Linked DNA regions of Homo sapiens: region 2 is linked to region 1. The links are chromatin loops, found by intact Hi-C in ENCODE. Cell type or tissue: lower leg skin. All regions are shown on one strand.

Region 1 (5,000 bases):
GGCTGTGCAAAACATAGCATATGTTTTATTATTGAAACTCCTGTAAACCAATAAAAACAATACACATTATATTCGACGTCATGCTTTTAAGAGATTAGCATTCGATTTGCAAAATCTCAATAGGTTCCTTTTGCACATGAAAATATTTTTCTAATTTTGTGTTTCTTTTACTAAAACTTCTGAGATGCTCACTTTATTTCACCCATTTATGTTAGAAATATAATAATAGCATTAAGAGGCTGTTATTGCTGTTGGGCATATCAAAAATGTCATAGCAATCTTTGTTCACTGATCTGTTCAGAGCTTTTTAAAAGATGTTAATTATGGCTTCTCTTTTCTAGCATGACAAGTACTTTTTATTAATGTAAGCACTATAAAAATAATAAAGCCCCTACTTTATCCTTACCTTCGTCTTCCCCCACCCCCATTATTATTGTTGTTGTTGTTTTTTAATCGTAAAACAATTCTAGGCAGCAAGAGTAGTATGTTGCTTGAGCTAAGGCTGGGCTGTTAGCTAAATTAAGCCATTGTGACTCAAAATCCTCCTTTAATAAGGTTCATGCTGTCTACAACTTCATCATTTTCGCTGAATGATAATTACTTTATTCAATCATGTTCAAGGTTTTAGTGAAAGCTAGCATTGATTGATTAACTTCAATTACCATGCTTACATTTGCATAGATAAAAACTGCTTTTCAATTTGTGAGTGGCACGCCAGTGGAAACCCTGCGCTGATATTTGCATTTCAATGTGAACAGTGAAGAATAAAGGTGGAAGAGAGGTCTGATCAGTGCTAAGCCCTTTCTGCTTCAGTGCTTAAGCATTTTTCCATAAACACTCTTGTTATGATGTTAGTTTGTTCAGACCACTCTGAGGTAACTGATGGAGGCTCCTGTTTACAAGCTTTCGTGGCAACTGAACAGTATGGATTAGGGGGAAAGGACTCACACAGTAGCTTGCAGGCTGGCCACCAAGTTAAAGAAGAATGAAATCTCTTCCTGTAGCCTGTCACAGCAACTCCCAAATGCCAGCAGTGCTTCGAAGAACAACCTCTCTGCAACTGATTGGCCCAAACCCGGTCTGACCTTACAAGAGCTAGTGCTTTCTTCCTTGAGCAGTCTGCTGGTCTAGGACCAAGTGTTGAGATTTCATCAGTCGGACTTTCTGTTCAAACCCAAGGAAGGGTCCAAAGTAAAGTGAATAAGTCCTTTTCATTCATACCATGTAGGCCCCATAACAAATATTTACTTATGCTATATTCAGCGGTCATTATCACTACATAGTTTGAGTAACCTGATTTTTGGCATGTGGGTAAGACAAGGCTTGTCCTGTTTTCTTTACCCCTTGGTGGTTCAGAAATGCAGAGATTTGGTCCTTTTCTGCATATCAGTGATTTATCAGGGCCATATTATTCTTTAACTAACCCTGGGAAGTTCAATCTTTATAAAATCACAAAAGCACCTAACCAGAGAGATAGTTCTCAAATCAATGCAAGCCTCTTATTTTCTTCTTCAAGATAGGCAACTAAGTGGAACATCTTGTCAATATAAAACTCAATAACTTGGGGGGAGTTAATATTTTGAATCTAAACAGGTTTGACACGTAGTGGCATTCAGTAAGTCTTTTTGGCTTGCGATAGCTTTGAAAATGAAAACTCCTACCACCCCCAGGATGTTTCTAGTTGAGCACCAGAGAGATTTCCACCGCCCACCACCGCCCCCCACCAAAAAAAAAGTCTTTCAGTTGTTAGGACAAGTAAGTAATGCCATTAAAAATATGTCATCAGATCCAACGTGACTTTACACGGACATCCAGGCTTCCATTAAGTAAACTTGAAGATGCATAGGAAATTACCTATACCTTTTAAAAATCCATATACTAATGCATGTATTGTTTCTATGATAAATATTAAAATCATTTGAAGGGCAAATTGCATGTGATTTTACATAAGTTTTTTTCTTTATCAAATCAAAAATCCTCTAGGGGCTTCACATAATTTTTAAATGTTTAAAGATAGAATGAAATGTCATCTTTTTCTGAAATCTTACATATGTTCTGATCTGTAGCTCTATAATTATTCTTTAATTAAATTAGGATATCCATTATAATGCTGCACCAGTCTCCTACCCCCAAGTTTGAAGTACTGAGAAATGCTGCTGTGTGCTGTATACTTAAAGATTGGTCCTGTCCATTTGATAGGTCCCTGGTCCCACCCCAAAGTTTAGTACTACACAGATTGGCAGCTGTGCCTCCCCGAGTACAGAACCCAGAAGCATTGTCATTAGTGTTGAATACCTTATAATATCCAGAGGAAGCCAGGTTCCTGGGATGGTAACTTTTGCCAAATGTGTGAATATTGCCCATTAGCCCTGGTAATATGCAACAGATGAATGAATAAGCCAATGTTGAAAGGATGAGTCTAATTGGTGATTTCTTTATATATATATCAATTAATAAAGTTTTAAAATAAAAATTTCTTAAGAAAGAAGTTCCTTAGAATGTAAAGGAAACCAAAACCAAGCAGAGATCAACAAAGCAATGTTTTGATTGACACTTGTGACAAGTAAGGGGTTTTGTGTTTCAACAGAAGTTGCTTTGTCCCATTTCCTGGAAAATGAGGGTAAAGATGGTGACATAGGAATAAAACTAGTAGACTTTACTAAGGAAAAAGAAGTTATGTAAAGAAGACAAACTGGAGAAAAATCTAAGATGTTTAAATATAATGGTAAAGAGTCTCCATCAGTTTAGACAGTTTGGCTCGAAGTATTATCCACCGAAATGTATAGAACTTTCTTTGTAGTCAGTTTTATAACTGGCATGTGAAAGAATGCTATTTTGAAAAGTTAATTTTAGTTGGGTTGGATAATTAAGTGCAGAAAAATGAAGCAGCCTTGGAAGTCAGTGAATTATGTTGTCAAATCAGCACATAACACATACAGGCATAATAGAAGGAAAAAAATACTGTAAGAATTTAAATGGGTAAAATGAATCAATAATAACAATTTTTAAAAAGTGTAAAACTCCATGTTAGTACATGAGAGTAAGCAAACTACAGATATGCTTGTCAAATGTCTGTGAGCTAAACAAATATCAATTTTGTGTTGTAAAAATGGATTTGAGGAAACAGTGCTTAAAACAATGAGTAAATACTATAGGATCGACTATATTATTTTCATTCTGAAGACAATATTTAGAAAGTTGCCCTGTGAGGAACTAACTCTGCCATTTTCTTTAAATTGGTGATCCTTTAGCATTTAAAATTTGAAAAGCATATAATTCTAAATTAAGTGTACCTCAACATTCTCAAAAGGGAGACCTCTTTCTGTCGGATTCGGCTTTGTGATCTCCTTCACATCTTCATCCCCAGTCCATTCTCAGTGCCTGTGAGACTCAAAATCTTATCCCACAAAACACGGTGTGGCATGAAGCCAGCCAGGTAGTCTCATGGGTGACTCCATGACACACTCCATAACTATCTGAAATTGTTCAGTGTTGAGCTTCAGAGGCATGAGTTCCAAGGTGTTTGTCTGAATTTTGATAGCTCTTTCTAGAAATTTGAGATAGAGATTCACTACTACAACCTTTCTCATTGTGTTTTTGCCTTCAATTACTCAGGTACATATTTTCTTCCTTCTTCATCAGTTATTTCTCCCCTGCTTTTATTTTCTTCCATTAGTACCCATTTCTCTTCAGAAAATTATTCCCTTTATCTGGCTAATCTTAGGTAGGAATGAGCTATGCTAGTACAGAGCAATTTTCTTTCCATAGTGCCACAAGTTTAAAAAAAAAAAAAGTCCATCAAAGCCAGATATTTCCAGTCCTCTTCCAAACACTTTACATTTTACATGATTATTTAAAGATAGAGATACTGCATTTAGAGACAAGTATTTTAAAGATCCTAGAGAAACTTCTTGGAATTGAAACAAATTAAAGCTTTAAATAATATCTGGGTGATACTTTGACAACGGATGTAATACCTGTAAACTGTAAATATATGGTGAATTAAATGTAATATATATTACACCTGTAAATATATGAGTGAATTAAGGAGTCATTGTAGATTAAAATCATCCCAGAAATGCCTGAATTCAAAGTCTGGTTATGTGGAAATGGAATAAACATTCTTTACATCTACATTTACTGACAACTAACAAAAGAAGCAAAGAACAGAGAAGTGAAAAACACTTTAGATGAAGCTTCAGAAAGGCATGTTGAAATTGTTCTGATTCTCTCTGGTCACCCAAATAAAAATGTGATCACTTAAAGTGAATTAAGTACAAATACAAATAGTCATCTGTTTCAGTCAGGACTTCGGGGAAACAGTTCGTTGCTGCCTCTGCCTCTCATCCCTCAACCTCCTGCCTTGATTTTTTTTCCTTACTGAAATGTTCATTATTTTGCCAATTTATTTCTACTTTTTATTTTAAATTTTTGGCAAATTATAATCCTATATAATTATGGGGTACACTGTGATGTTATACAGTGTGGGATGATTGACTCAAGCTAATTAACTATCCATCACCTTAAATACTTATCATTTATTCCTTCTGTCTAACTGCAACTCTATACCCTTTGACCAACATCTCCATGTTCTCCCTACCCACCAGCCCATGGAAACCACCATTCTACTCTGTTTCTATCAGTTCGACTGTTATAGATTCTACATGTGAGCTTTCAGATGAATTAAGGTCAGATGGATATCTAAAGCAATTGCTCAGAGATAGAGAAATAGGGTCAAAACTGACAAGATAGTGGAGTCTTACTTCCATTAAATTTATGAACATGAAAGTATTAAATGGAAAAACTTGGGGCTAGGAAGTCTGATTTCTGTTTCTTATCTTGTATCTCTCTCTTGTGCCCTCCACTCCAGCAGCTTCACTCTCCATAAAATTATGAGGATGCTGAAAAGTTAAAATTGGAGTTATCTGATTGTTCTTTGATAACTCTGTTTTGTCATCTAGTAGAAAAATCCCTGGTTTCCTCATCTGTAGCATAGAAAG
Region 2 (5,000 bases), 270 kb before region 1:
TCCTCCGTCTGCCACCTGCTTCTGCCCTTCACAATGACCCAAATCTTTGAAGGAGTCCACATCACCCCTGCCTAAAGATTGCAGCACCTCTTAGGAAACAAGCTCTCTGACTAGAATGGAATTATAGGAAATGCAAGTTTCCATGCCAATGATTTTGTTCCTTTTGACTCCTTTATGACACCTTGAAACATCTGTGTGGTCCTCATTAGCCCAGAGCTTCCCATACTTAGAGCCACACTCTCCTAACATAGTCTTGCTATGGCCTCTATATCCAACTTTCACCTTATACCTACCTGCCTGCCCAGCACCCAGCATCCTCCATGTGCCCTTTTTATTCACTTCCATAGATCTCTTCTTACTTTAAACTCATTCACATTATTGTTGGCACCCTGGCCATTTTAGTCCTCTCCTTCTCATCTCTGCCTTCAACTCTAGGACTCTGATTAAATAAATCCTCTAAATTGCCTCCTCCTCTTCCAACTTATCAGTCCCTGCTCACCTGATCATTCACAGTATGGTTCATTATCTTTATCCATCCCTATCTCTACCCATTTCCCCCAAAAGCTTTTGCTTCCTCCTTCTTGTTTGGCAATAGCATATAAATGAGAAGGCCTGTGACATGGACAATGGGACATTCACTACCATCCCTTTTCTCTAGCTTTCCTCTATGCCTTTTTTGCTGTTCACTCTCTTCCCAGGTACCAGGTTGCTGAGGAAGATGAAAAGGGGGTGGCTACATGTGCTTATGTGCTTGTCCCCCTGGCCCTTCCTTATGACACCCACCTGGCTTCAAGCAGATAACAGGCCAGAGGATAAAGAGATACAGAAGTCCATTGGAGTGGTGACCAAAAACGAACAAACCAGAGTGAAGAAAGAGGACTGGCCAGAAAACCACAGTAGTAGGCCAGGCATGGTGGCTCACACCTGTAATCCCAGCACTTTGGGAGGCCAAGGCAGGTGGATCACCTGAGGTCAGGGGTTTGAGACCAGCCTGGCCAACACTGTGAAACCCCATCTCTACTAGAAACACACAAAAAAGAAAAAAAAAAAAGCTGGGTGGGGTGCCCGCACCTGTCAGGGAGACAGAGGCTGCAGTGAGCTGAGAACACACCACTGCACTCCAGCCTGGGCGACAGAGCGAGGACTCCATCTCAATCTCAAAAAAAAAAAAAAAAGAAAAGAAAAGAAAAGAAAGAAAGAAAAAGAAAAGAAAAGAAAACCACAGTGCTGAGATTCCCTTATCAGTATCTCTCAATAAAGGCAGCCCTTTCTCTCACTTCATGTACAATTGGTCCTCAGTAGTGACACTATCAACCTTTTTAACTGAGACCCCCCCATAAATATATTTCATAGTGTCACCCAAGAAAAATTGCAGCAAACAATGCTTAGACGTCTTATATTTTTGCTATCCTGCAAAGCCCTCATAATTTCTATTCTATTATTCTTTCATTTCTTTAGAAGAAAATTCTGATGGCAACCCAATATAATATCTTTGAAAACCACTAATGGGTCAGGACCCTCAGTTTGAAAAACACTGGCCTATTTGCAGCTTATTGATGAGGAGTCCTCTCTCTGTCCTTACCCTTCTCGAAATCCCAATTTAATTTGAGTCTGTCAAAACAATCCTCTTGTCCAAGCTTCCAGAGCCAAGAAATTGTGGTAGACTCAATCCCTCTGGAAGTCCCTCTAGTACCCGATGAAAGACTTCTCACACTCGCAGCAGCCGCCCTCTACTGTACCAGGGACGTCTCTAGCAGAAACTTGGGCATTGTATCTGCTAGAACGGGTGACACATGTCCTGGAAATCCTAGTTTATCTAAACACAGGTTGAGATAGAAATAAGAAAAAATGGGAGTGAGAAAGATTAAGTGTGGGAAGAAGAAATGAGGAGAAAAGCGTTGAAGTTGAGCTCTGCTAGGATCCAGGTGCCGGCTCGGCGCTGTGTCTAGTTAAACTCGGCGCGACAGGGTTCAGCTAAGCCGAGAAGAGGGCAGCGAGCGGCCCGCAGTCAGCATCTTGTAGAGAAGAAGGAGCGCTCCCAGCCGCGGGAAGATAAGCGTACAGGCGGCCCCAAGGCCCCTACAGGCGCAGCCCTGATCTGGCCACTTGACTAGACGCTCGCTCCAGCGCTCGCAGGCCTAGGGCTCATTACATGCGTTGCGAGGAGACCTGAAAGCAGGGCGGGAACGCACAATCTATCTTCAGAGCTTTGGGTCGTGAGCACACGTGTGGAGCATGGTTGTGGCATGGGCGTCTGGGCCCCTCTCCTAGACCTCCACGAGGTGCGGACGCGCCTCTGCCCCGCCCTTTTGTGCGCCCTCACCACTAGAAAAAGAGTTTTCCCCAGTGTCGCGTGGGAGGTCGCCCCAGTCCAGCTCAGCGTTCCAAGAGACCAGAGACTGACCGGAAATCGTTGGGTGCAGGGAGAAGCAGGAGACGCGCTCCGCCTCCTGTGCTCGTGCCCTAGCGCAACAGACGCGACCTAGAGGCGACGGCAGCCTGTTGCAGCCTTCGCCCTGAGGGTGGGGGGCGGGGGGGTGTAGAACAGCTGAGGAAGACGCAGGGAGCAGCTGGGGAGGAAAGGGAGGGACACCGAGGAAACAAAGTTCACCCAAGTGAATGCGTCCTAATTGCTCCAAGGCTCTCTCCGCAAAGTCTACGACTGCAAGCCGCAAAGTCAAACTACGTCTCCAAAACGCAGTGGGCAGAGCAGGAGGGCTTGTGTCTCCATTTTCGCCGCAGGGCGGATCGCGGACACAAGTCCTCTCCAGTAATTCCGAAGCCTCGAAATAAGACTATGCTGGGAGGAGGGGTTGGGGGGTGACTAATAAGAAGGCGTGGGGGTGGGGGTGGGGAGTACGCGGCAAGAACCCTGCTTTCTGGAATTCTCCCGCCACTGTCTGCAGGGCCCAGAGCGCACTTCGCGGCTAGGGAACAAAATTGCCGCTCTCTTCGAGCGCCCCCAGCGTGGGGTGGGGCCCTGCTTTCCCGCGTCAGGACCGCCCCACCAGGCGCCCTCCGACGGAAGCTGGACTTTTCCTAAGGAAAGGCAAAGTCAAAGTCGGAGGAAAGATCTTTCTTGCGGCCCCAGCTGTCGCTCCTAATGGTCTCGGGGAACATACTAAAGGAAAATGACTTTAAATCACAGTCTTGCCATCCTAAATAGTTATGTGCAATATTTTGGTTTCTAGCAAAATTTAAAAGTAAAATGGGGATTTCCATATGTTCATTTTATTATTAAAAACGAATTACTAAAAAGTGATGACCTGTTTGGAATTCATATCTTGCTTTACGAGCAGTCAGCCAGTATCGACTGAACACAATAAATGCAGGGGTGCGAAACGTGATTGCTCGGGTTCGAGTTCTGTCGGATGCACCGATCTAAGCAGAACCTTTCCCGAAGACTTGGAATTGGGTGCGCTTTTTTTTTTAAGTTGTGGCTGAGCCCTATGGGGAAGAAGGGTTAACTGGGCGTCGGCTGAGACCCCAAACCCTCTTCCTCCTCCATGAGACTCCAAAATTGAGTCAGTCCCAGCCCATAGTTGCCTGGGAAGCTTGGAATCCTGAGAAATTCCGGGGTGCGGCCACTATGCAAGCATTCCTATTCTGACAGCGGGGACAAATGGAGAGGGGACCTTACAACCTCCTTTGGAGAAGAATATATGAGAAACTCACTTCCAGACCTCTATTCAATAGTGAAAATAATACTGAGAAAAAGTTTTAAAATCTCCAAGAATAGATACTCTCCTTTCCCCTTCCACCTTGAGGGAAACGGTCTCCATTTTTGACCTGGATTTGAGAGCATCGGGGCTTGAGACAAGCGCGTCTTCCACAGAGAGAGGCGAGGCCCAGGCAGGGAGCCCCCCAGCCTTTACTCTCGGCACCTCGGCGCTGCCGCGCGGCGGATACAAAAGGAAACGGACGAGCGTGCGACGCGAGGCGGGGAACTGGTGGCTCGAAGACGCGCAACACGCGCGATGCCTAGAAGTGCTCTGGTGTCACTCCCCTGTATAGGACCTGGCGAGATGGAATTGTATCCTGTACTGGAAAACTCTGTGATCAAAATATTGCAATGAAATTAAACTTTTCCCTCACAGATCTGTTTGTATCTTGGAAACATTTCTGCAATGCCGACGCCTAGGTTTAAAATACAATTAGATAATTTGATATTCTCGGTGACGCACTGACACCGAGAAAGCCAAGAGATTCTCCAAACAAAGTGAAATTGAACCTTCAAATGACATTCTTAAGTTTGCAAGAATATCTATATCTCCTTGTTGTGCTCCTTGCATGCGGAGAACCAGTGGCCCGTAAGACTTATGACCGGTGTTTTTTAGGGGAGGAGCCACCTAAACTATCTAGGAATGGAGTCCAGTGCCAGAAAGAAATACACAAGGTCGTTGGGTGCCGCTGTCACTGCAGGGCGCCATCGGCTCCCTGGGCCTTACATATCTCTCTTGTGAGAATCAGTACCCCAAATACTCTCTCTCTCTCTCACACACACACACACACACACATCCACCCATCCACAGCGGAAGGCCAGCAGGGCACCGAAAGAAATTGTGGCGGTCGCCTGGACCGCAGAAGGCAGACCTCAGGAAGGAGCAGGCGACAGCGCTGCTCACTGCTCACTCGAGCTTTGAATTAAGGCCATCTTTCCATAAACTCAAAATGGGGCTAGATAGCAAAGACTTAAAATTAGACCTTCCCTCAGAGCTGAGAACTGTATGGTCATGTCTTCGGAACAATGATCATATATTTTCCATTGCTGGAACGATACACAATAACTGAAATGCTTAAGAGGACGCGGGAATACGAGGGCGGTATGAAGCCCTCATTACAAAGTTTAATCTCTTTCTGAAGAAGGTAATGCAACGTCTGGCTTTTGGCAATGCAGCGTGTCTGCTGTTTTTCCTCACTTTACTCCTAGAAACATTAGGACAAGAAAAGTCCTCAGCTGCATCTGGAAAGATGCAGGGGCAATGCATGCGACGCTCTTC

Evidence for each region. A loop is a pair of places that touch in the nucleus more often than their neighbours do. Peaks named below come from ENCODE experiments on the same cell type or tissue, not always from the same donor. Only the 100,000 strongest peaks of a DNase experiment are listed, where the experiment ranks them.
Region 2: it touches region 1 in a loop (2.6-fold over the local background); 60 of 110 quality-filtered maps call a loop at or near these places.

What each region holds. Positions count from the first base shown.
Region 1 is chr2:156,592,441-156,597,440 of GRCh38, forward strand. No RefSeq gene overlaps it. Among named protein-coding and RNA genes, the nearest start is that of LINC01958, 72 kb to the right of the region's middle. In lower leg skin, no CTCF peak of the experiment used is centred here; no DNase peak of the experiment used is centred here.
Region 2 is chr2:156,317,811-156,322,810 of GRCh38, forward strand. No RefSeq gene overlaps it. Among named protein-coding and RNA genes, the nearest start is that of NR4A2, 12 kb to the right of the region's middle. In lower leg skin, no CTCF peak of the experiment used is centred here; a DNase peak (open chromatin) is centred at 2,118; H3K4me3 peaks cover 254 bases.